Regions from separate parts of the Homo sapiens genome. Here regions 1, 2 and 3 are each linked to region 4. Evidence: chromatin loops called from intact Hi-C (ENCODE). Cell type or tissue: GM12878. All regions are shown on one strand. Links, peaks and the distances in the headings refer to the core of each region. The heading gives the core; the rest is flanking DNA. Region 1 overlaps SORCS1 (sortilin related VPS10 domain containing receptor 1). Region 2 has its middle 130 kb from the start of LINC01435. Region 3 has its middle 410 kb from the start of LINC01435. Region 4 has its middle 250 kb from the start of SORCS1.

Region 1 (7,899 bases), core at 1,490-6,489, 710 kb after region 4:
GTCCACCCTGACTGTAAATCTCTGTCTGTATATCCCCCTCAACCCCATGTTTTTGTTTTTGTTTTTGTTTTTCAGATTCACATTATCTAACTTGCCGAATGCAGAACTGTACAGAGGCCAACAGGAATCAGCCTTTTCCAGGCTACATTGACCCAGACTCTTTGATTGTTCAGGATCATTATGTGTTTGTTCAGGTAGGAAAAATCCACTTCTGTTGATTGTCTCAGAAACCTTTCTTTTCCTTGTTTCTGTCCCTTTTGCCTGCTTTACACTCCATTAAGAGTCAAAAAGAGAGGATGGGAGGGAGGGAAGGAGGTAGGGAGAGAGGGGAAAATCACTATCTTTTCAATAAAAGGATAATTAGTGAGTGTGGAATCTTCTATACTAACAGACTAGTCATGAATTTCTTTGGGCTGTGTCCAGAGGATCTTATCAACATGGGGTCATGAAGGCATCGCACAGAGTAGTGAGATTGTCTCTAGGATGATGCACAGTACGATCTGTCCCCCACACCTGCATTCCAAAGAAGCTCCCAGTTATCAAAGGGACTGAACAAATATGTCAGTCTCTTTCTATCTGGGAAAGGGTCAGCCAATCAGCCCCCTCCCCAATACCCACCTTAAAAGTGGAGAAGCAGGAATGGGAAGGGAAGCTGTGGGGTGGCTGGAGATAGTGGGAGGCAGAGGCCAGGGGGAGAGTAATCAGCTTTTATTGTCATGCACCAACTGTGATTAGAATAAAGACACTTCAGAGCAGATGTATTCAGCCAGGTTTTTCACCCCCAAGAGAGTGGAGAACAGTTTAAGAAGCTGACGTTTCCTGAGTTGTTAGTAGAGACAAGAAGCAAATACGCTGCACTGCTTTTCAGCATTCAAGGAAAAATTTAAGCTTGTTTGGACAATGCATTTTAAAACTCAGTTACCACCTTCCATGTTAAAAATGACAAAGGTACAATTACTAAATAGCTTATACGTATATATAAAAGTATACATATATATATATAAAGACCCATTCTAGACAGTATTACATTTATTTCGACAAGAAATTGTGATTTGGAATATTTAATTACATGCTTTGAGGATGCAATTTGTTTAAATGCCTACCACCCTGTGTACTTATAAAATGTTTCACATATGATCACACACATACACACACACACACACACACACACCATTTCTTTATTCTTCAGGGAAATTAGTAATTAATACTCTGACAATTTCAGCATCAAGTTGTCAATGGACATTCGAATAGTTACATGTATTGGTTCTGTCTATAATAATTCATTTCTGTATCAGTGCTGCTCCCAGGAACCTTTTCTGGTTTCTAATAACACTTTGTGATCCACATCTATGACTTACAAATGAGAATCAATTCTGCATTTGGAATTTCACACAGTCTTTACCCATGCCACCATGAACATCCTGTAACCCCTCACTAGACCTAAGAGGTCATCTGGCCACATGACGGTGAAGATGATAACTTTCCAAGTCACATTCCTAATGTGATGAACATGCGCATTTGTTGACATTCTGAGTATGCAGACTCCAGCTGTCATTGAAACTCCAGGCATTTAGAGGGGTTAAGAGTGGCTGTGTAGGAGAGAGAGAGAGAGACGTGGTGGTGCCCTTGACACTGTGCCTGCAGGTTGCTCATGTGCTGGCTGGAGACCACACCTGCCCTCTCTACCTGCCCTCTGTACCTTCCTGCCCTCTCTCACACCCACCAGGATTCTTTGGGCTGCATGCTTTGGACAAGATTGGAGGGGAACTGGCTGTGGTGGCACCTGCTTGTAGTCTCAGCTCCTGGGGAGGATCACTTGAGCCCAGGAGTTGAAGGGTGCATGAGCTATGATTGTGCCACTGCACTCTAGCCCTGGGCAATAGAGTGAGATTTAGCTTTAAAAATTTTTTCAAAAAGGCTGGGCACAGTGGGTCATGCCTGTAATCCCAGCATTTTGGGAGGCCGAGGCGGGCAGATCACCTGAGGTCAGGAGTTCGAGACCAGCTTGGGCAACATGGTGAAACCCTCCCCCCCACCATCTCTACTAAAAGAATACAAAACATAGCCAGGTGTGGTGGCAAGGGCTTGTAATCCTAGATACTCTGGAGGCTAAGGCAGGAGAATCACTTGAACCTGGGAGGCGGAGGTTGCAGTGAGCCGAGATAGTGCCATTGTACTCCAGCCTGGGTAACAGCAGTGAAACTTCATCTCAAAAAAAAAAAAAAAATTAAATTAAATAGAAGAGACCTAGATTGAATTTGGACACCAATCCTAGCCTGGTTTTCCATCTAATATGCCAGCACTCCTGTCTGTGCCATGTGCCCATAATCATCAGTGTAACACCATCAAACTGGAATTCAGTGCCCAGAGATGTGAGCCTCCAGCTCTGCCACTGTTTGGGTTGGGCCATTTCATTCTGATATGGCACAGGGACCTACTTGTAGGGTCATAGACTTGGGTCTAGAGACCTGGGCTGGTGATGGCAATCAGCCAATGTACCCCATTTGAAAAAAATAACTCAAAATGTTTTCTGGCATCTGAGTCACAGTGCAAACTTAAGAATTGTATTTTTGTCCAGTAGGTTCAGTTTGGGCCGCTGACCAGCTCATATGTCTTTATAAGTTGTGTTTGAACTGAAGGCCAATTCTTTACACTTGTCCGCAATAGACATTAATGCCATTTGTTGTGTTGGAAGCTTCCTCCTTCCATTCAGGTGACTGTTCTGTGACCTGTGCCTGTTACAGTAGCTCGAGCTTCTTACAGTCTTGTTTTTATGATCCAGCTGACATCAGGAGGGCGGCCACATTACTACGTGTCCTACCGAAGGAATGCATTTGCCCAAATGAAGCTTCCGAAATATGCTTTGCCCAAGGTATGGCCTAAATCACTTTCTTCATTTCACTCTTGACTCTCATTCACAGAAGCCAGCCTCCATCCCTTTCCCAAGGACTCTTTCAGCCTCTCATAGTCATGTTTTCTTTACATCTCTCATCTCTGTTTCCCAAGTTTGCTCTGCCTTACTGTCTCTTTGGTCAGTCCTATTACCCTCCTCTTGTTTCCTCCCTCCCTCCCTTCCTTTCTCTCTCTCTCTTCCTTTCTTTCTTTCCTTCTTTCTTTCTTTCTCTTTCTCCTTCATCTTACTTTCTTTTTTTCTCTTTCTCTTTTTCTTTCTTTCATCTTACTTTCTCTTTTTCTCTTTCTTTCTTTTTTCTTTCTTTCTTTCTTCTCTGTCTCTGAGATTGTTGCTATAGGAACATTCATATGAATTTTAATAATTGATTTGCTTTTCAATAGTAAAGATTTTCAAGCCATATGTATTGGTTTTCTAACAAGACAGAAAATATTTTTTGGATGTGTTATGTATCAGTGCAACAGCTGCCGTCCATTTCTGTCCCATTTGATTATCAGTTGTTTACTGAGCAGTGATGCCGTGACGTGGCACCAGCCTTTGCTTTCTCAGCCAGTCAGCTCCCTGTAAACTTATGAGACTGGTTGTCTTTAGAGTTCTGAGTCGCAGCTAATTTTTTAGACTTCCCCAAAGGCATATCCTTTGGAAAACAGAGGCAAACAAAAGTTAAAGACCCTCAACTGTTGACATCCCCAGGCTGTCTTTCCAGAAGTGCTGAAGAACTGCGTTAATATGGAGCGCCACCTAGTGGAGGTCAAACTGACTCGGGAGCTCAGAGCTGTGTATTTGCGATCTTGCTGCCATCGTGATGTATTTGAAGTGACTAGGAACTGTAAATGTACTGTGCCTTAATCTTAGAGCAAGGGAGATGCATGTGGCTATAAGAAAGGGACTATGCAGGTTTAAAGAGAGTTATAGCTCAACTTTGAAGCCTTTGGGTTGCACAAAGAACATACCTAACTTTTTTTAATTGAGTTGCCATGCCTCTTTCTCTTATATTTTCATCCATCACTTTGTCGTATGTTGTCTTGAACCAACACCAGATAGCTGCCCAGGAAGTCATATAATAGACATAACACAAGGACACAGCACGCCTCCTCTCCCGGGAGAGCCAGTGGTAACAGATTGTTCTGGTTTCTCCAGGATGAATTCTCTTTCTTGGCTACCACCCTTCCCTCACCCTAACGTAGTGAAAGGTGGGATGTAAGCCTCAGCCCATTAGAGGTAATAACACACACTGAGTTGCACTATTAACTTGAAAGAACTATAGCTATGTTCGTGGTTGTTATTTTCAGCTGCTGAGAGATTAATGACTGTGGTAATTATCCAGAACTGTATGTATGTCTGTGTATGGATACATTTAAGTTCTTGTTGTTCTTGATTTGGCTTAAGTGTTTGTTTTTTTTTTCTCCAGTAAGACAAGAATTTACAACACTTAAGTTGTGCCTTAGATGAGAATTGGATAACATCACTATGTAAAAGGAAAACTGAGTGTTGTTCAAATTACCTCTGATAATCTCTTAGGAAGGTCTGTCAGAGAAATGAACATGTTAACTCAATAAATACAACAGAGCCAGGTTTTGTTTTGTTTTTTTCCTCTTGAGCATTGAAATAAATTGTTGTTTCTTTGATTGACTAATAAATGAAGTAGTTGACTTGCAGGATTTGCACCTTAAAAAAAGAATTATCCTCAATGTAATGACATGCTGCTGTTGTTCAAGGGGGATGTGGAAATGGAGACCATATCCTCATCTTATGCGCACTCTTGGGAATAAACTGTTTTTTGTTTTTGTTTTTGTTTTTGTTTTGTTTTGTTTTTGAGACACAATCTCGCTCTGTCACCCAGGCTGGAGTGCAGTGGCGCAGTCTTGGCTCACTGCAACCTCCACCTCCCGGGTTCAAGCGATTCTCCTGCCTCAGCCTCCCGAGTAGCTGGGACTACAGGAGCGTGCCACCAAGCCTGGCTAATTTTTGTATTTTTAGCGGAGACAGACTTTCACCATATTGGTCAGGCTGGTCTTGAACTCCTGACCTCGTGATCCGCCTGCCTTGGCCTCCCAAAGTGGTGGGATTACAGGTGTGAGCCACTGAGCCTGGCCGGTAATAAACTCGTTAAGTGACATAAGTTTTGGTGGAAATCAAATGCTATTTGTAGCATAATTGAGGCTAGAACTCAAGTCTCCTGACTCTCAAGGTAGTACTTTTTTATATTATACTTTCTTAGTAAATTAATAGCTTCTGTTATTAAAACATAGCATCATCACCCCATCAAAATTCCATATACTGTCAGGGGCATTAAGAAGAAAATCCCATTGACTTAAGGAGCCCCAGAAATCATAGTTTAAAATCAAAGAAATGTTTGTAGACTCATTGCTGGAGGTTTGGGAAACAGATACTTTGCATTGCTTGTTCATAGCCATCACACAGATCACTGCTGACAGTTGCCCGCAGTGGCATCTAGCCAATATGGAAGGAAAAAGTTTTACTTTGAACCCAAATTTGCATCTGTCTTCTTCCTCCTGTTCTCCCAGAAGAGCATGTTCCATTACTCAGTCTTATCTGGGTTCTGAGGGTAGAATGCAGTGATTAATTTAGCTTGTTCCCAGAAAAAATAGGGGCTAGTACAGCAGATGAATGTATTATTTAGTCCGGGTGGATGTTTATTATTTAAGGCAATGAGATTCTTTATTACAATCCCATTATACCTTCAAAAAGAAACCCCAGCTTGGGTGGAATGATCTGCAACAAAGGTGCATATATTTCATGGCCTGTCAGGGCTGGTGCAACTGGAAATGAACAAAGCTTCATGCCGACCAAAGGAATTGAGACAAACCAGCACTTTTATGCTCAATTTTCTTTAATCACCCACTACCATTGTATCAACTCCTGAAAGATCATAGTCACCCTGAGCTGTGCTCAAAAAAATATTTACTAATAGTAAAGAATGACAGTGGGTAGGGAGATTTTAATATTGCCATTGCCATTAAGAGCATGTGGCCCTCCAGACAGGGGAAAGTAATGAGTTTTCCTTCTTTTAACTTGCTGGGAACCCATTCTGAGCTACTCAAGTGAGATAAATGAGGCAATACATACGAAAGTGCTTTGAGCATTTTGGAGGACAGATACTCTATAAAAGCAAGGTAATATTATTATTAGTATGGATCTAGTTGTCTCCGTGGTGGAAGATCGATGTGGACCAGGATGCAGGTGATGTGAAGGCTGCTTGATTTGCAGCAGGAGACCTGGATTAGGGACCCAGATCTGTCACTAACTTGCTTTGAAACCTTGGGCTGGTTTGTCAATGTCTCTTTTCTTTATTTTTTTTTTTTTTAAATAAGGAGCTTAGATTCACAACAATATTTTCTCATATGTGTTACTTAGAATAAAATGTCCTTAGTAATCCTTCCTGAGAATTTGGTTGTGTGGTCAAATATGTCTGAAAAAAGGAATAAACTTCATTCTGTGTTTCTTGCCTAGAGAGTAACAGTAGCTCACTGGTGTGTTGAAGGTTTAGAACATCCAATAAGCAAGAAAGCTCTTTAATTCACCATTAATTAATATGTTTTACCAAAGGATCCCTTCCTCCTTTTCAAGTCTACTAAAATCCTAACAACATTGTCGTCCTATGGAGCAGACTTTAGAAAATGCTTCAATACAAAATCTGTAAGATCACACCTTGCTCTCAAATTCTGTGATTCGGTTAAAGCATTCAACATAAAGTGCCACATTGGGAGAAAAAGCGCATTTCTCCCAATAGAAACAGGATTTAGGGAAGGAGAAAAAAGAAGGATAATATATAAATATTTTAAACTTTTCAATTAAACTATTTAAGACCAATATCATTTGAAAATGGCTGTACAACATAATTACATGAAACAAAGGAAGGATTGGAACTCAGCTCATATCTAGAGATGGCCATTTTAATCTGTTATCATTGTGTGATTAGTTCTCTAAGTGACCTAGACCACAATATTTGATACATCTGTGTTTTCCTATCCAAATCTACAAAATAAAGTCTTGGGAGAAGTGGCCGGTATAGGTGATGCACTTTACTCTTCCAGCCTAGGATTATTTAATCAAATGTCTATTGTGAGAAACTCAGAGGTTCACCAGTGCAGAGATTCATTGTAAATCACAGAAGTGGGAATTAGCTATGCGGGGGTCAGGTTATTGTTGAGATATTTTAACTTGGCTTCAGGGATGATGCTGCATCTTACTGACAAAGAAGGGAAGATGAATTGGGAATAGTTGTTTGATGTTTCTCAAGGCCAAGGTAAGGATTTAGGTCTTTACCCTATAGGATGGGGAGCCATGGGAGGTTTGGTTGTCAAGGCAGGAACAGCTCTGGAGCTAATTTCCACAGACAAGTCTCTCCATTAGAAAGAAACCAAACACTTGGGTATAGCTTCTCCTGGTTCAAAGAATTTTAAATTTTATTTTAAACAATAACAACAAAAACACTTGGGTGAACCACTTTCTTATCGTGTATATAGTTAGGACTTGAGTATTTGCGATAAACAGAAAGGTCACATGAACCTAGATTAATCAACAAAAGGGATGTAAGGGCTCACTTAACTGAGAGTAGCTAACATACCTAGAGCATATGCTAAGTGCCAGGCACTATTAGGAGTGCTTAACACTGATTAACTGATTTCATCCTCACCACTCCATGGGGGACCTATTATCCTTGTCTCTATTTTGTAGATTGAAATTATGAGACACAGAGTTTCATTCACATGGCTAAGTTATAGAGCCAAGATTTGAACTCAACTAGTTTTACTCCAAAGTCCATTCTTCAGCCACTTTACTAGACTGTCTTCTTTAACTGAAAAGTCTGGCGGTGGGATGAGCTTCTTAAATGTCCACATTTAGGGACCAAAAAAATGTCACAGGATTGGGCCATCTCTCTCCATCCGCTGAGCCTGTTTTCATCAGGATTGGTTTCATCCTTTACCTCCAAGATATATCTCCAGCAGATCTGGAGTTTTCTT
Region 2 (7,899 bases), core at 1,032-6,031, 790 kb before region 4:
ATTCTTGCTCGAGGAAGTCTAGCAATTCTACTTTATTTACCTGATAGATCATGCAAGGTATAAATGAGAAGATGCTTTTGAACTGCAAAGTACAATACTACACAAAAGAATAAGCCATTTAGAGGTTAAATTAAATGCAAATAATGTAACAAGTATAAAAGAATGCATTATTTTACTTCAGAGAAAATATTGTTTTCCATTACTCTGGGAACATTGTTGACACCCTAACAATAAATATGCTAATGCAAGCCTTCATGAAGAGTTCCCTAAACAAAGTTCTCTCTGTGGAGCATTTTCCTGTAACATTTTGTTTGTCAAATTCTAGTTATTGTGCCTTTTAAATATGGCTCAAAATGTGTTTTTCCACCAATTTAAATTGATTTCCATTTAATTACTTCAAATTAGTGAGCTGGTATTCTAATCACATTCACTGACTTGCATCACATCTGGAAATGTATGTTGAAACACAAACACCTCTGCCTTCTAGAAATTACAAAAAGTACCCCTTCTAAAAGTTTTCTGAACTTCCTCTTTACCTAAAAAGTTACCATAAGTAGAAAATTGAAGAGACAGAATAATGGTCTTTTCAGTCCACTCATTTATAGCAATTTATGGTGGGGGAGGGGCAGAGACGTATGTCTTATGTTACCCACACCTGTGTCTCAGCTTCCAGCCTGAGGTCATTCCATAGCATATACTTCAGTGAGTCCAAAATAGTGTGGTGGTTAATTTTAGGTATCAACTTGGCTGGGTTAAGGAATATCCAGATAGTTGGTGAAACTGATTCTGGGTAGGTCTGTAAGAGTATTTTCAGAAAAGATTAACATTTAAGTCAGTAGACTGAGTAAAGAAGATCTGACTTCACCACTGTTGGGGGGCTGGAGGGTGGGCATTATCCAATCCATTGAAGGCCCACATAGAACAAAAAGGGTGAGGAAAAGAGGGTTCATCCTCTCTTCTGGAGCTGAGACATCCATTTTGTCCTGCCCTTGGCCATCAGAACTCCAGGTTCTCCAGCTTATGCTCTGGGACTTATTACAGTAGCTTCCCAGGATCTCAGACCTTTGGACTCAGACTGAGTTATACCATGAACTTCCCTGGCTCTCAAGCTTGTAGATGGCATATCATGGGACTTCTTAGCCTCCATAATTGAGTGAACCAATTCTCACTATTATCTATCTATCTATTTATTTATCTTCTACTGGTTCTGTTTCTCCGGAGAACTCTGAGTAATACAGTAAGTTTCCCTGGCACTCATCTGTTAGACTTACTGTGAGTCTAGCCAATCTTCTTTGCAAAAGCAATGCCAAGTTATAGTCTCCCAGAATCCATTCTTAAACATGTTTACAGAGAGTACACCTAGCACTGGTTCACCATGCAGAAAATAGAAGGTAGGTGATTGTTGCTAATTAATAGTCATGTATTAATAATTGGCTCAATGCATGATCAAGAGAGGTAATGTGTGAATTAAGCTATCAGTACCTCAGAAATGGACAGAAGAGAAAAGTCAATGAAGAATATGACACTGGGGAAGTCTTACTAAAGGAAATTGAGCCTTGGAGCGAGCAGAATTTAAACAGGATAAAATGTAAGAAGTATCCAAGTTAGAATTGAGGGGTGAAACTTTTGAGGGCTTAGGGTGGGTATGTATCTTTGACTTATTTTTTTGTACTTTGCTTTGCAGGGAATGAAATTCAAATCTGTGATTAATTCACGGCCTTACCTTTTTTACATAGTTGAGATGACACTTAATTGTTCAGATTGACATTCAGATCACATTCTGGGACAGGTATTTCTCTTTGTCCAAGGAGACAGCTCCTCCAGCCTCTACTCCATCTATATTGTTTCTAGAGGTATAACATTTTCATGGGACTTCATTCCAGCTAAGTTCGATTGGGTACTTGACCCAAGCTGGGGCAATGAGTGTCTTCCAGAGGAAAAACAATATGATCACTCTCTCCCTGGGACTAAATCTGTGAGACATAAAACTAGGCAGCTCTTGGCAGTTGTGTTTTGGCCATGAGGAGAAAGCTGTTCTGAGGTAAGATAGAAGAACAAGGCTAACACAATAAAAAGAGGATAGCATCTTGATGGTTCTAATATTTCTGAAGTCCAGTTACAAAACTGTTGGTAAGTTCTATTGTTATTCCAGCAAATTCCCTTTCTGAGTAAAAAAGTTCACGTTTTTGTTAATTTGTCTGCTACCCTATTTGTAACCAAAAATCATCCTAAATTATACATTGCAAGTTAGAATTATATAGCAAACTTAACAAAAGGTCCAGGGCCTGGTCTAGTCTATATAATGCCATGTAGTACCTTTATCTGAATTAGAGAAAGATGCCGCCTCTGGCCAGGTACAACTCCATCGGGGCTGTGTTGATGAGGAGACCGCAGACTAGATTCCAACTCTGCCAGCCTCAAAGCCAGATGCACAACCATATGCGGGAACCCTCAGCCTGAGTTGTAAGCACCACTGTGGTTTAAAGTCTCCCTCTATTTCCCAAACAGCTTATCCTTTACTGTGATTTTGTAGCTTGCATAAAGCATCTTTGGATATTCACAGAGAAAGTCTGTGGATAACGACCTCCATAATGACCCACAAATAGGAGAACTTTGGGTGAAGACAATGGATAGTGCTAAATGAGTAAGCTAAGGAGTCGTGTTACTTGAATCTTCTGCAGAAAAAAAAAAAAGTTGATTCCTAACACATTAACACTTTTTTACATTTACACTTGGCTGAGTCACCAAATTATGTTCCCAGGAAAAATGCCAATTGGTATCTAAAAATTATATTACAAAGTAAATGAAGTCATAATACAAAAAAAAAAAAAAAAAAAAGAATGCTCACAGTAGAAAAAGCTATACTTGGACAGGTCTACTTTAGCTTTATGGCCTGCATAGGCATAGCTCTACTCATAGAGGGCGCTCTTCCCTTGGCCAGGTCTGGGATTCTGGAGACACCAAATAAGGCAGCTTCAATTCTCAGTGAAAGTAGTCGAGAAAGTCTCCAAAACAAAAAGCTGATTTTATTTGCATCTTAAAAAGGTGCCCTTTTCCCCATGGAGCAAGGATCTTTAGAATATATAATCCTTTTTGTAAAAATTTCCTTAAAGAATACAATTTAGGTTTTTCACTCAGAGAAGGAAGAATGTTCTTAAACATTCAGGTTTGCCCAGGACTGAGGGGTTTCCCAGCACAAAAGACTTTCAGAGCTAAAACAAAACAAAACAAAATCTCTAGGCTTGAATGGCTCCTAAAGAAGAGCTGAGTGAAATAAATGCAGAGTGGTCCCTTCCCACCATGGACTTCCAGAATCCTAGCTGCAGGAGCCCCCATAACCCCCACAGACATTTGAGTTGGCAGGGAAATGGCCCAGAGAGCAGACAGACAGAGCTCAAATCCACCTGGAGCCCAGGTGGTTTGGCACGGGGACAGCTGCAGTGGAACACAGCTATAGGCGCCCATCAAGGCTCTCCATACTCCTCCAGATAGTTCTGGCCTTTGTTCACTGGTGGACATGGACAGAGCAGGGCTGTTTCTTGCAGGACCAGAGCACGTCTAATCTGCACATCCCCCTGTCACCAGCTTCTCTGAGTCCCTGTCTGGCCACACTGGCTCACAGTGCAGCCTCAGCTGCCCTCCCAGAGTGCTTTTGCCAGTGGCCACCATTATACAACTTTCACTGGTGACCCCCGCTGCCTCACTGAAGCAATTTTGCTGATGACCCACTGGAGCACTTTCACCTATGACCTCATTGCCACCCTACCAGAGCACTTTCATCCACAACCCTCAGCAGAGTGCTGTTGCCAGTGGTCTGGGAGCACATTGGTGCTCCCCCACAATAGCCAGTTTTCAACCTCAAGGGAACAAAGCTGTGGGCCTTGTCCCGGCACCCCCGTGTTAGAGCACATAACCCAGGAGTGCCAAGATGAGCCTTGGGTCTGTGAAAGCAACCAGAAACAAAGCCATTTGACTATGCTTATCTCGTACCACAGTCAAAACTCAAGGGCAAAAAAAGAACATAAAAGCAAAAAGCCATATCCAAAGGACAGTAACATCAAAGGATAAAGGATCATCTGTCCTCACAGATAAGAAAAAACCCATACAAGAACTTTGGCAACTCTAAAAGCCAGAGTGTCTTCTTATCTCCAAGTGATCATACAAGCTCTTTAGCAATAGTTCTTACCACGTTGAAATGGCTGAAACGTGAGACATAAAATTCGGAATCTGGATGACAAGCAAGCTCAACAAGATACAGAAGAAGGTTGAAACTGAATCCAATGAAGAGGACACAATGATCTAAACGTTGAAAGATGACACAGCCATTTTAAAAAAGAACCAAACTGAACTTCTGGAAATGAAAAGTTCACTATAGGAATTTCATAATTAGAAATATTGACAACAGAATTCACCAAGCTGAGGAAAGAATCTCAGAGCTTGAAGATGACTCTTTTGTATCAATGCAGGCAAACAAAAATATTTTCCTTGTGAAACTTTCCTTATTACCTCAGGACAGTGTTGGTCACCGTTTTCTCTAAGCTTCTATACCACTTTGTATATACCATTATAAAAGCATTTATTAACAACATAATTAAATTGTGTGCTAGTTATATGATTGTACATCTGTTTCTTTGATGGACTAGAAGTTGTATGACTCAAGGGACCATGTCTTATTAATTCCAGCTGAATTCATACATATTACAGATTATTAAAGAAATAATGTGAGTAATGAGTATTCATTCAATTAAATAATAAATCAACAAAGAAAGAAAGCAGCTGTACTTTAAATCATTAAAAGATCATTAGCGTGGTAGATTTGTATTACATCAACTTAATTAGGCTTGAACTGTGGTTTCCAGAATTCTCTTTTCTGGATATTTGTTGTACATGTGGCAGAGTACAGGAGAAATCTTGTAATAGATTGGGAAGACAAAGAGAACCAGGAGTCACCTTTTGTATTTAGATTCAGACGGCTGAGAGTAGTACACAGGTACTTTTGAAGCTCGAGTATGGCGTCGGTCACCTGTTATCCCACCTGGTTGATATAGGGCTGTAGATCAACGACCGCTATTGGATGCCCGCCTTCAACTTTTCAGTTTCTGGGTCAAGTAGATATTTAGTTTCATGATGAAATGCATCACTTTCTCCTCCAGTACACCTGTGTCATAGAAGGTGGAAGCTTAGAGGCAATGAGAGACTGACCCCAGTTCCTGTTTACCATGGGTACCAGAACAACCTTGCAGATTCCACTTTGCCATTGTTTGCACCATTCAACTTTTGTCTACCTGCCCCTTTAGATTTTAGTTTCTAATACCTGCCCCAGAAATGGCCACCTCAAAAAGACTGTTTAATAAGCTCCCACCACTACTTAAGATCAATAGCTAATTTTAAACCATATGTGTGTGTGCATGTGAGTGTGTGTGTGTGTATGTGTGATCCGTGTATCCCAGTGATTACAGTGGTTATGCTTTTCTGTGCTAATCTTGACATGGTATCACTAGCCACCAATGGCAACAAAGGCTAAAGGTTTAGATTTTCAATAACACCGGATTTCCTAGAAGGGAGCAAATTTTGTGTTTTAGAGCATTAGAGAAATCTGCTGAACGAGAGAGACCTGGCATTGGGTCTTAACATTCGGAAAGAGTATAGAGAAGAGCCATTTGGGACACCTTGTGAGATAATGATACAAAAGTATGTTTTACTAATTCTTAATACTAACTATTATAGACTAAATTGTAACACACACACTCACACACACAGACACACACATACACACACACAAATGTTAAGTTGAAGCCCTAACTCCTAGTGTCTTAGAATGTGACCTGATTTGGAAAAAGGGTCGTTGCAGATGTAATGAGTTAAGATAATGTCATCCTGGAACAAAGTGAGCCCTTAATCCAATATGAATTGTATTCTTATATGAAGATGACCATGTAAACACAGAAACACAGGAAGAACACCATTGACAATGAACAGAGATTGGACTTATAGGAAGGCTCAAGCCAAGGGATACCAAAGCTTCCTGGGAAGAAGTAAGTAAGGATTCTCCTAGAGTTTTCACAGGGGCATGGCCTAGCCAACATCTTGATTTTGAACTGCTAGCCACCAGAACTGATGTTTTAAATATCTTTTGTTATAAAATATGTTGTTTCTTAGGGCTGCTATAACAAAGCACCCCTCAAGTTTCTCTCAGGTGTCTGCAGTCTAGTGGGTGGTCTAAATGGCCAAGCACAACACTCGGCTGTATTTTTAATGCAGGCCAACAATAGCAACAAAGAGATCTTAACTTGGAAAGTGGCACAACCACAGCAGAAGAGTTATTATTTATGTATTTTGCTTACATAATAGTCCAAGGCATGTGTTTCTGGTCAGCTGATAACTTTCCTCGTTGTGGTGATTCAGGAATTCAGAAGCTTTCATCATGTGATCTCTCTATCCCTTGCAGTATAATCTTCATGTACGTTTGGTCATGGCATAGCAGAAAGAACATGGAGAGAATCATGGGGGTATGTCTATTAATCAAATCTAAAAGTGGGGCTTTCTGCTTTTGTTTATTGGCTAGAACTAAGTCACATGGTCGCACCTACTGCAAGCAGATATGGGAAATGCAGTCTAGCTTTGTACCCAGAATTTTTTTTTAAGGATTTTCCCTGAATAGCTAGCAGTCTGCTACTCAGGGCATCTTGTTTTAGTCAATAATTCCTTCTCCCTCACTCTAACAGTCATTATCTCCCCCAAAAGACTATACCAAGTTGTCATCCTTATCCAATGTCTGGAACATGACATGTTGTACATCACAATCTGATCATTAACTATGCTGATTTTACAGGTATATTTTCCCCAAAGTAACACTTGCTGCATGAGGTAATACAGGGATCTGCTGATCTTAGACTGAATGTCATATTTCAAAGAAGAGTTGTCATCCAATCTAGAAATAGTTTAATTAATTTCTAATATTTTGTGTTTCTGTAAATACAGTGACTATTAATAACAATTGTTTCATTTTAACTGCTATTAAGCAACCTCTGAAAAATCACAATTTGACTGTAATCTCATTATGTATTAATAGGATTGTATACTTGGTATTTTACTAGTACTTTATATATAAATCTTAAAGAAAACCTAAAATAATATGTTATTATTACACTATTCTAATCCAGCAGTGGCCTAGATACGTTAAGTAATTTGTTCTAGGGATTTGAATTTGTGTTTTTCTAGCTTTAGAGCTTATGCTATTTATTATAGAACATAATTCATTCTTTTCACATCCCAGTCAAGCATTTAAAATACACAACATATTGTAATTGGGTCACCATGGACATGGAACTGCATATTTTTGCCCATCAGACCTGCACTAAATTGAGGGTCAAGACTCATATGTATAAATCTCTTAGAAGAGTAGTGAGAATGATGCCTTCTGAAAATGAAGTCTATTTTCTGTGTAATTGTTAGGTCTGTTTTAACAATGACATATTTGTGATGTATAATTGGCAGATGATAGCAGTACCGAGACAGATAAGAGAAAGCTAATGATTCATATGCATAAAGAGTTAAGGTTTTATTGTTGGGGGCCCAGAGCTAAATCAAATAATTGTTCTTTAAAATGGTAACAGTTATTTTAAGGAGTCAGATAATATTTCCAAAGCTTCTTATGGGGCAAAGTGTCATCTAAAGAATCTCAAATTATTTTAGGATTGTTATAAATCCAAATAAAAATACACATTTAATTGCAGTGATAGCTTAATTGAATTTGATTTTAAAATGTTCATTATTCAATTTTAAGCTTATATGTCATTACTAAAGCACACTGTCAATGCTGAATGGTAAGATGATATTTTGTATTGGTTCTGAAATTATCTTTTGAATAGGACAATTGTATTTCGATTTTTGATGTGT
Region 3 (7,899 bases), core at 1,989-6,988, 240 kb before region 4:
ATAGTTAACTCTTTCCTTCTTCAATGCTAGTAGGAGAGGATCAGGGTGTCCTTTGTGAAGAAGGAGGGAAGACCTCTTTTTTGATTATCTGTGTACTGAGCACTTTTAGACTTACCACATGGAAAATTCTTCACTCTTTTTCTTGTTCAGAGTTGAGTACTGACACACTGCTCTATGAGGCAGACAGATGGAAACAAACCCTAGAGAACTCAGTTTGCAGAAGCGTTGCCATTCTTGGCTTTCTTATGGTCTTTATTATTCAAGGACAGGTGTTGGATTGAAGCCTTCCTCAACCTCTCCTCTCTAGCATGTGTCAACACACAGAGCTGGTAGTAGCCAACTCTGTGCACAAATATGTGGTCCCTGCCTTTTCTTCCGAAGAATATTTCTAAATTCTCAGCATTTACTTGAGGGCTTCTTTTACTCAATTACTATCCCACCTTGTTCTGGAGGTGAGAGAATCATGTGGTTCTGAGTTCATGTTCCCATTCCCATCACCCCCAGCCCCCGAAAAATGTCAGAAGAGGTCATTGTGTGGCTGAGCAATGTCCTCAGTGATCCAGAGTTGTCTGTCAAATGCCTGTCAACCTATAACAGGGGAAACTCAAACAATGTTTGAGTTTCAATTCAATTCAATTTGTAATGTACATTGTCGTCAAAACTGCAAATGCCACTTGAAGAGGTTTGTATCGCTTTTAGAGCTGCTTTAGCCCAGGGCCTCAGACTGCTACCATTTGTGGCATCAAGTCAGATTGAACAAATTCCTCTCTGATAGATTTAAGGTCAGCTGAGACCCAGGGAAAGATTATCCAAAGGGCTTGAAGATTAACTTATCTTCCTGTCCTCAGTAGGAAGTGGGTAAAAAAAAAAAAAAGGTCAGTGAATGAAAAGTGTCAGCATGTTGAATCTCATAAATCTATCAGAAACCTTAACTCTCCATGTACATGAAATTAGGCGAGTCATTTGTTTCCTGCAATGTTAATATGAATTATGTCCTGTGCATTATAGATAGGTCAACTGCTTTCTAGCTGGTAGCCAATCTTTAAGAACACAGGGATGTATTTTACAGTAATTTTAATCTGCTTCTATTTCAGTGCTTAGGATGCCAAGTAGCTAAGCATCAGATTAAAATAATAATGTATAATAGGTAAGTGCAAACTACTTTCAATTATGACCAATAAGATGTAATTGGTGATATTGAAAATACTGCAAATTGCATTGATTTTTACCTCCAACTGAAAAACTTGATGACACTTTTGCTTTCAACCTTACTGTTTCTTTTTTATGAAACAATCTGTACAGTGGAAAATAATACTTGTTACAAGTTTCATATACGTATCCTTGCTGTTTTGCTGAAGGAAATGAACTTGGATATAGGTGATCTGCAGCAACATTGTAATAATGGTCAGTTAATAAATGTCAACTTTTCAGTGCCTCCATGTGTTCCGATACTGGTTGTGCATCAAACAAGATCCCCCAGCAGAGAGGAAATATAAAGGGTGGGATTCAGCCCACGTTCCAGTTGCCAACTTAGCCACTCAAAGGAAGAGATCCTTTTTTCTAATTTACACAAAATCACCCTATGAGGAAACAGCAGGTCAGCTCCTGGGTGCCAAGAACAGACCAGAAGCTCTGCAGACTATATTATATTTAAAGTGCACAAAACCCATACAAGGTGTTTATTCATTTATGCACCCTGGTGATATGGGAACTGCTGCTCAGAGAAGTGAAACCCAGCACCACATAGCTGGTGCTTGGGCATGTTGAATTTCCAAACCTACCAAACTTATTTCTACTGGGCTTATTTCTACTGGGTCAGAAGGCCTCTACTGCACCTCAGGAAAGCTTTCTTAAGAAGAGGTGCTGTGTCATCTTTTAGATGAAGTGGAAACAAGGTGGCTTCTTTGTGGCTGCCCAGCCTGTTGCAGAATGTCATTGCATATGCTTTCCCTAAAGCATTCTCAGAGCATCAACCGCTGTGCACTGACCCTTCTTGGAAAAAAATGGTATGTTTGCACCTCAAATTATGGTTCAACAGCAAAACAATGGTTCTTTTTGTAATTAGAACTCATTTTGTGGACAGGAAGAGAAACTAGCTGAACTGAAGAGGGTGGTTGGAGAGAACACTAGGAAGGCTGAATGCTGGGCCTCAGGAAGTGCAAAACATTGACTTCTCTAAGCTTAATCTGCTTTGCGCATGGCTTCTCTGGATTTCTCTCCTCATCTGCTTCATTCTATTTTCTTCATATGCTTCCTCTGAGACTCTCTTTTTTTTTTGAGACGGAGTCTCGCTCTGTCACCCAGGCTGGAGTGCAGTGGCGTGATCTCGGCTCACTGCAAGCTCCACCACTCGGGTTCACGCCATTCTCCTGCCTCAGCTTCCCGAGTAGTTGGGACTACAGGCGCCCGCCACCACGCCCGGCTTTTTGTGGTTTTAGTAAAGACGGGGTTTCATTGTGTTAGCCAGGATGGTCTTGATCTCCTGACCTCATGATCTGCCCACCTCAGCCTCCCAAAGTGCCGGGATTACAGGCGTGAGCCACTGTGTCCGGCCTGGGAATCTAATTCTTTGTAACTCTGTGTGCATGTAGTCTAGTACTGTGAGTCCCAATCTTGACTTTAGAGCACCTCTCACATCCCCTTAAGATTTTCCCTCCAAGCCTCCTCCTTCAAATTCTCAACTTCAGGGATCCCATCGACTTAGTCTTCTTTCCAAGCAAGACATTCCACTCAGGTGTCTTCTTGAATTATATTTAGCTGGTGCTGATTTCTTCATAGGTTTGTTGGAAGAACAAGAAGAGGTAGGATTGGGGCATCTGGACATGCACTCTGAGGTTATGAGAACGGGGAGCTGACATTAAGGGGCATAGATTGGTAGTTTCCTAAAATAAATTTAATGTACTTTCCAGACTCTCTGGCTCATGTTAAACTTAGGAAGCATCACTTAATAGATCCAATCCATGGCAAAGGCTGCAAGAGCCAAAGTCCTATTTCGAGGATGAAGCCTGAAGAGGACAGAATAAATGGTCATGTCTATAATCCAAGCATCTTGGGAGGCCAAGGCGAGAAGAATGCTTGAAGCCAGGAATGTGAGACCAGTCTGGGCAACAAAGCAAGATCCCATCTCTGCAAAAAATCCAAAAACGTTAGCTAAGCATGGTGGCGGGTGCCTGTAGTCCCAGCTACTCAAAAGGCTTAGGCAGGAGGGTCACTTGAGCCCAGGAGTTTGAGGCTTCCGTGAGTTTTGATCGCACCACTGCAGTCTAGCCCAGGTGACAGAGGAAGACCCTGTCTCTAAAAATAAACAAGATAAAATAAAAACAAAAGAAGAAATGAGTCATAGGATAAAGATGGAGATTTCTGTAAAATTTTTGAAAAATAAATCTGGCTATCTTTATTTTTTGATGTCCCTTCCACTGCCACCCCTAAAAAACTCTAGCCTTACTAGGATCAATTGCCAGGGGACCTGAAGTGCCCTCAGCCAACTACATGTCATATCTGAAATGATTCCAGGCTCTACATCCCACCATCTGCTTAAAACCTTCCTTGTCATCTGGTCCCCTCTGCTGCAGATGTCTCTAGCTTCTTTCCTCCTCTTGAGTAGCCTGTGTAGATTCGCAATCAAATTCCAGACAGCCTCCTTTGCTCTGACCTGGCATAACCCTAAGAGGTAGCTTCTCATATGAATTATTGGGCTCCACCTGATCATATCCATCCTTGCCATTTTATCTTTATTTGCCTAACACGTATTAGACATTTACTTAAGTCAGACACTGGTTAGTTCTTCTCCTGCATTAAATCCATTTACTTTTCAAAAAGATGCCATATGGTAGCTCATATCATTGTCCTTATTTTACAGAGAGTAACATAAAGTTTTAGAGAGATAAAATATATCTAAGATAGCTCAGAAACTAGGGGGCCAAGATGGGAATTAAAGCCAGAATATGGAACCTATTTTCTTATGACCCACACTGTGTTGGGCAGTGCTACAGACCAAGACAAAAGCACCTAAAACTGATTGCATTTCCTGTGTATGAGGAGTCATGAGCCTGTTTCCCCAGTTGTTACATGTTTGGATGTGGTTTGTCCCCAACGAAACTCATGTTGAAATTTGACCCCCAATGTAGCAGAGTTGAGAGGTGGGCCTAGTGAGAGGTATCTGGGTCATGAAGGTGGATTTTCTATGAATAGATGAAGACCTTTCTCCTAAAGGGGTAAGTTCTTCCTCCAGAGGAATGGATTCATTTGCAAGAGAACGAGTTGTTAAAAAAGAATCTGAGGCCAGGTGCGGTGGTTCACGCCTGTAATCCCAGCAATTTAGAAGGAAGAGGCAGGAGGATCACTTGAGGTCAGGAGTTCGAGACCAGCCTGGCCATCAACGTGAAAGCCCGTCTCTACTAAAAATACAAAAATTAGCCAGGTGTGGTGGTGGGCACCTGTAATCCCAGCCGCTTGGAAGTCTGAGGCAGGAGAATTGCTTGAACCCAGGAGGCGGTGGTTGCAGTGAGCTGAGATCATGCCATTGCACTCTAGCCTGGGTGACAAGAGCGAAATTCCATCTCAAAAAAAAAAAAAAAAGAAAAAGAAAAGAATCTGGCCTCCTTGGTTTTTGCTCTCTTGCTTCCTTTCTTGCCATGTGATCTCTTTACACACAGCAACTCCACTTTCACTTTCTGCCGTGAATTGAAGCAGCCTGAGGCTCTCACTAGATCGGCTGTGCAATCTTAAACTTTCCAGCCACCAGAATCACAAGGCAAGCAAACCTCTGTTCTTTATAAATTACCCAGTCTTGGGTATTCTGTTACAGCAGTATAAGCTAGACTACGACATTTGTCTAAGAGTGGTCTCCCTACTTAGGTTTAAGTTTCTTGTGTGCAGAGGCAATTTAAAGGCACAGATCGAGTTTTCAAATATTTGTCTCATGGGACCTATGCCATATGTCAGCTTTCATCACCATCAAAGAAAAGCTGCCACTACGGAGTGTGTGTGTATGTGTGTGTGTGTTTTCTACTCAGCTTCAAGCTGGATTGCCTAGTATAAGGAGATTTAGAGTTGTTTCTCTGAGATTTAGACTAACTAGCAATGATTAGCCATCATCAAAGCCTAGGTTTTATTCTGGAGCAATTATCACTGTTACAAGCAGGAAATGTGATTATATGGCTTATTGTTTTCTTCTGATGATTAATTTATTTGGGACATTTGATGCTGCTGCTGCTGATGATAATGATAATTTGGCATTATCAATAATAATAATAGTAATTATTATTTGGCCCTGCCAAAAACCTCTAAATTCCTGCTCCTTTTTAAATGGAACACCATGTAGTGAAAAACATGGCATCTGTCATTTTCACTGAAAAAAATAAAAATCTGTCCTTTTAAGCCATCTCAATTGAAGGCAGAATTTAATAACATGCTTTTCCTGACTGCTGGGTAATTGAAAAAGAAATAAAAATAAAAAACTTTTAAAACTCTAATAAGTAAGAAAGGCATACTTCTTTATCTCTACACAGACCCCAGCCTTCTCAATGAGGTGATCTGAAAACCACTCAGGCCACTATGCTCTAAGGTAGCCAAGATGGATGAGAAAAAGAAACCAAGGATGGCTCTGAGCCACATCCTAAAATCAAGATTGTCATCTGCCCTTAGCACCCTGTTAGCTAATTTCTATGTCTGGGACAAGGCCATTAGAATTACCTGTATCCCCCTCTCCTAGCACAAACACACAGGCACACACTGTTCCAGTTACCTATCACTGCTACTTGAAATTTTAGTAGCGTAAAATAACAACCACTTCATTAGAGCTCACATCTTTGTGGATCAAGAATTTAGGCAGGCATTGGCTGAGAGATTCTTCTGTTCCATGTGGCATTGACAAAAGTCACTTCTGGTATACGGCTGGCAGACAGAGTGGCCTAGAGAGTCCACAATGGCTTCACTCATAGGCCTGACACCTTTCTGAGGATGGCTGGAAAGTTGGGTTCAGCTACACCTGTGGTCAGGAGACCCTACATGAGACCTTTCCAGCTTGGAAGCATCAGAGTAGACAGACTTGTTATGTCGTGGCTCATGGCCCTAAGGATGACTCTGTCAGTGAACAAGGAAGTCATTGTATGTTTTATGTGGCTTACACATGAAAGTTACATAATGCCCCTCTGCCATACCCAATTGGTAAAAGCTAATATAAATACATCCATAGTTCGGGGTATAGATCTCACCTCTTAATGGAAGGAATATTGAGGAATGTGTGTCCATGTTTTGAAATTGCCACAATTATGTACACACAATCTTTTTCATTTCAAATTCCAAGATCTGGGTATGAGCAGGAAAAATGTCCCAGCTGAAAGGAGTCAAAGTTCATATCTTTCTTCTTTCTCCATCTTGCCTTCATAATTGACTTCTTTCTATCTGTCTCAGTTTCCATAAAACCTTACAACATAAAGAATATTTATAGCTGAAGATATAGTCTGGAACTCGCTCTGCTAATTTTGAGTTGTATGACATTAGGTGAAACATTTGCTGTTTTAGCCTTAATGTCCTCATCCTGAGAATGGAGATGAAAATACCCTCTCACATGTTTTTGTAAGAGCAAAACAGGATAACATACGTCAAAATGCTTAACAGACATTACTGTTTTTATTGCTTTTATTAGAGAGAAATTTGTATATTGTATAAATAGTATGCCCCAACTTTAAGAGTAACTAAAATGTAGAGGTGGGGAGATTTTACCTTAACCAAATGAGCGACGTCTTGGCTTTCTGGGAAATTAAAGAAGCAACAAACTTACCCTTCTCACATTTACATTTTATTTAATGGAGGATTTTTTTCCACTTTCCCTTTCTCCTTAATGTTTTGTCTTATTTCAAATTTGTCAGATACTATGTGATGTCAGGAAATAGTCCTAAGAAGCAGTTTAGCTCTGTTGATGGTGAAGTGAGTTGTTTCTCTTCTCTCACTGCCCCTGAATCCTCTTACACATTACAAGTTGAAATTTGAACACAGTCTTTTGTGGTAACTCAAAAGGATCTCAGGCCTATAGAAAACAGGTAGGATAGATTGTTAGGCCAGTGAAATTTTGATATTCTCCCAAATCTTACCAATAACTAGCTGCTGATTTTTTTTTCTTTTCTGTCATAGGATAGGATACTCCTTTAGCAAAGAAATGAGTTTATGTGGCTCAGGTTCAAGTATACCTCATTATTGTGGGATGGTAGATGAAGGAATTAGCAGGCTTTTGTGTAATGTTAAGATCATGAGCTTTGGCATAAAACAAACCTGGACTTAAATTCTGGCTCCACCAATTACTAGTCATATTGCCTCGCACAGTTACTAATTTCCTAAGCTTCAATTTTCTCATCCAAACAAATGATGATGTTAATAGCATCTTTCTCATGAGGTTGTTGCAGGATAATTGAAATATGTCACTCTGCACTGTATCTGGCGCTCAGGGCATACGCATTAAATCATGGGTGATACAATGAAATCGCTGAAATCACTGTTATTAATAGTTATAATTAGTAATAATAATGTTTATATGTAATAGTTAAAAAACCTTATCTAGCCAGGACTTGTAAGTTATTCTCATATTTCACTTAGCTCCATATAAGCCTTGTCCTCTTTCATTCCATTTTCTCCAGGGGCTTCCTGCAAGTCACCTGAAGGCCTTCTTTGAAGGGAGCTGTCCTCCTCAGTGAGTCAGGCTGAGCACAAAAGATTGTAATTTCATTAGATTGGTGCCTGGAACAGCAAGGCCAAATCTGATCATCAGATTACTCAGAAAATCTGTCCCTACAGAGATATAGCCTGAGTTCTGCCAGGAGAGGACCCATATTGTTTCCTTTAAACAACAGCTTATTCATTATTGATAAGATCCAAGGACATCTCCATCATCCACTACCCTAA
Region 4 (7,899 bases), core at 1,299-6,298:
GAACAGAAGTGATCAAGATGAAATAAAAAAAAAAAAACCCTAGAATTTGTAACTGTCACAGAATTAACAGATTCTTATGTTAAGACTCTTCCTTTACAGTTAGGGATTAAGGAGGGATTAGCTGAGTCTAGGTCGCTCATCCAGTAAAGCGTAGATTAGGACTAATAGAAATGATAACACCTCACATATATTACGTTCCTACTAATGGAGCAGGTTGCCAATGAAAATATAGTAGAGTAGTAATTTTATTTTAAAATTCTAAATTTTTTCGATGCTTCTCCTTGGTAAGACTATAAATGGCTATAAAAAATAAAATAAAATAAATGTTTCTCCTTCATTTATCCTTCCCCTCTTCTGCTATCTCAACTTTGTCTTGTCTTCTAGATCCTTCTTATCTATATACAAGCATATGTTAGTATCCCTAAACTTAAAACACTCTCTCCCAAATTAACTTTTATCACCAATCCATTTGTTTGTTACTTTTAACAAAGTATTTAAGAGAGTTATTTAGATGTGATACCATCTCAAATTTCTCACCGCCTATTCACTGTTAAACCTACTCCAAAATGGGATCTCTCCCCAACTATTTCCATGAAAACTGTTCTCACCAAGTATATCAACAACCCCCACATTGCTTGATCCAGTACAAACTTACTATTTTCATCTTACTCAATCTTTTGACCACATTCATCATAGCTGAACATGATTATCCCTAGCTCCTGTGATACTATACTCATGCAATTTTTTTATAACTCATGAGCCATTGCCCCTTGGTTATGTGTGTGTGTGCATGTGCATGTGTGCACATGTGTGTATATAAACAGGGACAATATGCATAAGTGTAAGTCCTTAATTTTTCAGCTCAATTAGTTTTTACATATGCACATACCTGTTTAACTACCACCCAGATAATGATATGGAATAGTTCCAGAGTGCTCCTTCATGCCACTTCCAAATCAATACACACACTCCTGCCCAAAGAATTAATACTATTCTGACTTATGTAAACATATATTGCAGGGCTCCCAATAATATCAAGAGATGGCAAAGTCCATTGACATGCACATTGCATGCTTCTTTCTGAGACTGAGAAGCATTTTTTATACATCCCATTGACCAAATCAAGTAACAGTAACACGGGTAAGCCTTGGTTAAAAGAATAGGAGATTCCACTTCTTGCTGAGAGAAGCTGCAAAGTCATATGACAAAGGAATTTTTCCATTTTTGCTAAAGAGAAAGAGGCACAGAGAGAGAGAGATTTGCCTGTATAAGTTCCCCTCATTTACCACCACTCCAAGAGTGAGTCACATTACATCACGGTAAGGATTAAGCCAGTGTTGTTCACCAGTTGGTCTCTAGTACCTCATCCACTGACTGTGACAGATATTATTAAATATTTATTGAAGTAATGAATGACTAAATGATTTATATTTACTTAGTCCCTGGTTTTGTAACTCCTACTTGGTGCTTAGAAAATGGCTCTAGAATAGAGTTGTTGTAAATCTGCAGAAAGAGGAATCTGAGTTAGGGGTGCATATTAAAATTCAGGTCAATATTACAAACGGACTGAGTTGTGATGACAATCTGTCCCCAGATCCGTATGGTTCCAAGCCAACGAAAGATCTGTATCCCTTTGTTCTCCTCAAACTCTCTTCCACTGTTTTGTTTGATTGTTAGTTTTCTGCTGGAGAAATTGTTTATTATTCCTTCTGTTGATTGTTAGTTTTCTGCTGGAGAAATTGTTTATTATTCCTTCTGCTTTCAATTGCATTCACTAATAATGATAATCACAGCTCTCATTCATTGAGCAATTGTAAGGTGGCAAGCACTGTACTATATACCTTTGTTACGTTCAGTGATCAAAATGTTTCTATTTATCAATATAATTTATTTAATTATTAATTTATTGTTCCTATTTCCTATGAAAAGATACTGAGACTCCAACATAACCAAGAAATTACATGGCAGAACTGGGAATGCAATACAAAAACATGACTCCAAGCTCACAAGCCTAAGCACTACGCCCTCCTGGCCTTCGTGAATACATTTGTTTGGAATTTTAGAGTTAAAATTTAGTGGAATTTATCTATAAAAATAGAATCTTGGGATGTACACAATTTCCAATGTTATCTAGTTCAATATTCAAAGTTTAACACTTCTCTCCAGTATACTTGGCAAGCAGTAGCCTGGTTATTTTTGTAATTCCTCCAGTCATAAAGGAGCTAACAACTTTACTAGAAAGCCCATGCCATTTCTAGGGTAGAAAATGTATTTTATAGTCATGAGTGAGTGAAGGAGAGAGGAAGAAAGAAATAGAGCCAAATAGATGGGCCCCACTCCCTGTATTTCAGTGAAGTGCCAACGCCTTCCTGTTTGAGATAATCCAGTTGATGTCAGATTGTCCCCAATATCTCTTATCAGGTTAGTGATTCCTTTTTTAGAGGGGGCAGAGAACGAGAGAATTGGCAACATGAAATAAAAGTATTCACCCAGAAATCCAAAATTTGGATTCTGTGTGTGTTTCCATGCACATTTGTATGGATCAGGGATCAAATAAATAAAATCTCCTTGGGGAATCATGAAGCATAAGAAGTAACTGTCTCGACCTGACCCCAACAGATACTTATACATCATTATTTGTAAAAAAAAAAAAAAAATACCAGGCTTCTCTTCCTTAGCAAAGCTGAGGTAAAGGGCAGTGAACAAGGGAGGAAATTCAGGGTGTGTCTTTGGATGAGTGTTGTTCCAGATCCATTTCACAGTATATTTTCCCTGTAGTTGGTCCCTGAAGAAAATGTTTTATTTATTTTTCCCCTTGGGCAAAGAAAACTGAGGAATGTAATTATGCTCCTGTCTGGACATCCATAAAACCCATCAAAGGATATGACACGTACAATAATGGAAACAAAGCAAATACAAATTAAGCATAACTATCTATAATCCACTGCCTTATATAAAACTTTTTAATAGTCTGTGGAACTAGTAACTGAGAAAACACAGGCCACCACTTACAGCTGTTCAAGATGTACACTGCACCAGTCCAGAAGGTAACTTTCATCTTGTTTTCATTGACAGATTTGTGTACCTATTTTTCCAATTTCCTGGCAGGTGGCAATACTGTTTTTTAAGGAAGGGAAGCCTTTTTGTTGTTTTGTTTTCCCCCTAATTCACCCAGATTTTCCCATGATGATAGGAAAATATCACTGTGCATCTCAGAAGCTATGCTCCTTACTGGCACTGGAAGATAGCCTGCAAACCAAGACATGGTTCTTTTAGGGTAATAAGCTGAGTTGCATTCCTTCAGGGTTTTTACAAGACATAAAATTGGTGTTCCAGGAAACATTAAATTCAATTGCCCTCAGATAGCCCAATACCTTCCACTGGAGACAGGTATATTTTTTTCTTCAGAACTTAATAAAACCAGTCAGCAAACAAATGGGTTTCATCTCTGACCTGGGACAATGAGCCATGCCAAACACCAGTGTTCTCCTCCCTAAGGCAGTGGGATTTGTGAACTTCATTAGTTTTAGGAGTCCAGTTACCTGTGGATTTATAGAAGTAGTGTGCTGCAGTGATTAGACAATGGGCTGGTAGACAGAGTATCTTGGTTGCAATTCTGACTTTTGCATTCATGTGACTGGCATATCAATGGCCTTCTATCTACCTCCTTCTCCTCATATGGAAAACTGAGGTGACCATATCTGCCATTCCTGCCTTTCATAATTGTGGAGCTTAAATGCATGAAGTTGACACAAATCAATGTGTAAAAGGACATTATAGATCATAATGTATTATACAAATATAGGGGCCTGTTAAATATTTTAATTTTATCTTTAAGGCCGAGATTACAAACTCTAGCAGATAAAGGACCAGTTAGATAGCTGTAGCAGCCATTAGGCTATTGACTTTCATTTTCAAAACCTCTTTCTTTATACTATTTTGTGATGCTAGGGCCTGATCTCTGAAAACCACATTTTGACTTAGCCAATTACTAGAGGCTCAGCTCACGGAGGCACTAGAAGGCGGCTGGAAGGCTTGAAGAGGATGAAAGAACTTAAGTCTTTTCGGTTTTCTTCCTGTTTCTGTTTTGTTTCAGTTTTAGTTTTCCTTCTGTTCCCATTAGTGTCCACTTAGCAACATTTCTCCATCCTAGTGACAGCAGTGCATTCCAGGACTAGCAGTGCTGGGATTATAATTTTCAGTTTGTCCAACTTTGGCAGAATAAGTCTCATCATTTCTCCTCAAAGACACCCATACCAGCTGGCACTACTTTCTGCAAAAGTCTGGGTTGCAGTCTCACCAGGCCCCTTCTCAGAGGTTGATTTGAACTTTACAGAGGCCCTTTCACATACCTTCAAGGTTGAACAAGTACAACGTTTTCCTTGATTTTCTTCCAGCCCCGGGGGGTCACAGCTGCTTCCTACATTTGCTGTCCGTGATTCTTCAATATGCAGTTTTTATTTTTCATATTAAATCCTCTCTGTTAAACTAATTGACATAAGTTACATCTCCTCACTGGCTCCTGACTAATACAGAGATAAAAATTTGTTAAGCAGGTTTGATATTTCTTGCACATCTACACATGATTTCTGTTTGCTTTACATTGCTTGTTTTTTCTCATATAGCGTGTTTTTTCATGCATACCTGCACTTGGTTTGCATAGTAAACAAGAAATCCATTTCCACAGACTTATGTGCTGTTTTTCTTTCTCTTTCTCGCTTTCTTTCTTTTCTTGTTGAAGCATAACTCTATCTTGCACTACCTTAATTTACCTACTTCTGCTAAGTATGTGTATCCAAATAATATTTGACTTTTCTCTAAACATTAGGGGAAAATTTAAGCATAATTGCCACAACAGCAACAAAAGACAACTTTCACCGGAACTTAGGACCAAGGGGAAATAGGGAGAAGTGGAGAAAGTGACAAACTAGAGAGTACATGCTAAAGGCCAAGCTTGACTCAGTTCCTGCTGATGGTGATGACGAAGGCAATGTGAGATCACTGGGGCCAGGTTCCCAGATTTTTCACAAGAAAACAAAAATCCATGTTTGTGCTTTGAATTGAAATGCTCATGACTATTTTTAAAAGAATATTGAATATTGTGCTGGATGACATTGTGCAGACTAAACAATAGCCATCAGTGCTAAGCAGTTGCCAGAGTTGCTTTACAACTTCCAAATCTTGTTTCTACCAGCCAACTTTTCATGCATCCTCTTGTACTCTCAGATAATCACATTACCGCAGAAGGTGCACAAATGCCCTGACACCAAAAAGAAAAACCCAGTTATTAACAGAAGTCATTGATCAGATCATCATGATTTGAGAAAGCTCTGTATGTATTCTCTATTCCTGAAACAATTTAGGAAAAAGTTGCTGTTGAAAGGTTTTGAGGAATAGAGGCTGGATTGGAAACATAACTCTAAATTACTGTTTTTAAATCACTTGAACATAATTGGCATTTCCTTCCAAATATGAACCTCAGAATAATAACAGTAAGTTCCAGACCCATGAATGCTATCACAGTTACAGAGCTACTGCTGGTCACTAGAAGATCTCTGGTGAAAAACTTATGGCGGACTACCATTTTTTCAGGGGCTATGATTTTGGAACTTGTTAATGGTAGTGAATTGAGCCAAATTTAGATTAAGGGATCTTCTTACATACGGTGGTGGATTGTGAAGACTATATTTACACTGAAATTATTCCAATTTTAGTTTACAATTAACTCCCCAATAAATCATTTAATAATGAATGCTCTATTGCCCCTAGTTGGTTGAGAAACTATGAAGACTTTTTTTTCTTCTTCCCTTTCAGTTTTCCTAAAGCTGTTTCAGTTGCCTAGATTCTTGCCTATGTATTATAGTTTGGATGTCTGTCCCCTTTAAATCTTATGTTGAAATTTGATTTGAATGAGTTTGATTTGAAATTTGATTCCCAGTGTTGGAGATGGGGCCTGGTGGGAGGTGTTTGGATCATTAGGGATGCATCCTTCATAAATGCCTTGATGTTATTCTCACAGTAATTAGTGAGTTCTTGCTTTATTAGCTCCCAGGAAATTTAATTGTGAAAAAGAGCCTGGCTCCTTCCTCCCATCTCTCTTTCCTCTTTTCTTACAATGTGATGCCTGATCCTGTTCACCTTCCTATATGAGTGGAAGCTTCCTGAGATCCTCACCAGAAGCAGACGCTAACACTATGCTTCTTATATAGCCTGCGGAACTGTGAGCCAAATAAATCTCTTTTCTTTATAAATTACCCAGCCTCAGGTATTTCTACATAGCAACACAGATAAACCAAGACACCATCTTACCCCATTTCCATGTGAATTTTACTGAATTTTCACTACCCACATCCCTAGGTAACCATTTTGATAGCCTTCATTGGTTTCTTTGAAAAAAATAATGTATTTCTTTCTCCTCCCTAGATAAACTTTTTGTAGAGTGGGCTTCCATAATTTCGTATTTTCTTTTCCTTATCAGAATTCTTCTAGTAAGTGTTTTCTTTAAATGTCTCTATTTTCAAAGTTTGGTGTTCAGATTCTCTCCTTCTTTCTCCGTACTGTCACCCTGGACAATTTTATCCACAAATTTATTTTTAATTATATTCTATGTGTTGATGGATCCTAAAGATATAGATTTTATTTTAACTTATTTCCTTTATTCAAGGCAAGTTTTTCTATTTGACTGCTGGGGATTTTCCCTCAAATACACGTTTCATCACCTCAAAGTCATCACAACAGACCTTATTGTCTTTTTTCAACCAGTTCTGTTTGTCCATTGATTTCTGTTATCTCTCTTGCAGTTAAAGCCATTCAACTTCTGCAACAACTTTACTTCTTCTCTTCTCTCTCATAAGAGTCAGTCAAAAGATGTACTCTGTTCTTGCCTTTTAGCATTTTTCAAGTCTCTCTAACTTCCTCTAATAACTTCCTCTATTCCTACTAATAGAGACAGGAGGCAGAAAACCCCACCTTCAAACCTAAAATAGCCTGAAGGCTGAAAAACCAGACTGCCTTCCTGGATGAAGGCCCCCTTTTTCCTTGAGGGATTCTTTCTGAATAATGCCCACCTGTGTACTGGGAGGACAGGGCGGGGCCTTGGGAAGTTCGCCCAGTTTGCAGAGGAGAGGAGCCTGGCCTCTCCTGTTCCTGGGTGGTAACCTGGGATTCAATCTGTGAGATGGGGGCCTGTTAACAGGAACCCCTCTTGCTCTGCTGAGTTTTTTTCCTTTTTGCCCAATAAATTCCACTCCCCCTCACCCTTCGAAGTGTCTCTGAGCCTAATCTTTCATGGTCATGTGACAAGAACCCAGTTTTTCTACAACACTACTACTGCTGTTATCTTAGTTGAAGACATAATTTCTCTCACTTACATTCCTTTAATAACCCATAAAAACATCTTGCTAGCTCAAGCCCTGCCCTAAACCAATCCATTGTCTTCATTGTGGTCAGAATAATTTTACTGAAGTACAATCATAGTCCACTCCCCTGATTTCCAATCATGAATTGGCTTGTCTTATAAGATTTTTGTCATCTAGCCTGTGACTGGCTACATATGTTTTTTCTGTATTCTCCCATGTATCCTCTACTTCTGTGTTGCTATAGGATCATCTTCATTTCACTGATGCTGACTCCTTGAAAAGCCCTTCCAACTTCCTTCTCTTTCTTCTTTTATATATTAAGGATTCTCTTCTATCTTTCCTTCCCTGTATTCATAGTGTTGAAATTATCTATTTGCTTGCTGTTTTCTCCTATTAGGCAAGGAACAATATAAAAATCATAAGCTACACACCAACTTCATTTTAGTGGGTAGATACTGTATGAAACTCTGTGTTGAGAAGATTTCTGAAGTTTGACTAATCCTACTGGAGGAAACATAAAAAGAGTGAATATTAATGTCTA

The links. A loop is a pair of places that touch in the nucleus more often than their neighbours do. Peaks named below come from ENCODE experiments on the same cell type or tissue, not always from the same donor. Only the 100,000 strongest peaks of a DNase experiment are listed, where the experiment ranks them.
Region 1: it touches region 4 in a loop (5-fold over the local background); 2 of 110 quality-filtered maps call a loop at or near these places.
Region 2: a loop joins it to region 4, with 4 times the contacts of the local background. A loop is called at or near these places in 3 of 110 quality-filtered maps.
Region 3: a loop joins it to region 4, with 2.9 times the contacts of the local background. A loop is called at or near these places in 2 of 110 quality-filtered maps.

Annotation. Positions count from the first base shown.
Region 1 is chr10:106,701,518-106,709,416 of GRCh38, reverse strand. It overlaps SORCS1 (sortilin related VPS10 domain containing receptor 1), which reads left to right. Exons shown (of 26, transcript NM_052918.5): 7 at 76-194; 8 at 2,783-2,872. Among named protein-coding and RNA genes, the nearest start is that of SORCS1, 460 kb to the left of the region's middle. In GM12878, for the core only: a CTCF peak has its summit at 3,664 (motif pointing left); a DNase peak (open chromatin) is centred at 3,646.
Region 2 is chr10:108,199,633-108,207,531 of GRCh38, reverse strand. No RefSeq gene overlaps it. Among named protein-coding and RNA genes, the nearest start is that of LINC01435, 130 kb to the right of the region's middle. In GM12878, for the core only: a CTCF peak has its summit at 2,931; DNase peaks (open chromatin) are centred at 2,921 and 3,156.
Region 3 is chr10:107,650,948-107,658,846 of GRCh38, reverse strand. No RefSeq gene overlaps it. Among named protein-coding and RNA genes, the nearest start is that of LINC01435, 410 kb to the left of the region's middle. In GM12878, for the core only: no CTCF peak of the experiment used is centred there; a DNase peak (open chromatin) is centred at 4,716; H3K4me3 peaks cover 1,021 bases; H3K27ac peaks cover 665 bases.
Region 4 is chr10:107,414,703-107,422,601 of GRCh38, reverse strand. No RefSeq gene overlaps it. Among named protein-coding and RNA genes, the nearest start is that of SORCS1, 250 kb to the right of the region's middle. RefSeq lists an enhancer at 4,007-4,166. In GM12878, for the core only: no CTCF peak of the experiment used is centred there; a DNase peak (open chromatin) is centred at 4,051; H3K4me3 peaks cover 522 bases; H3K27ac peaks cover 528 bases.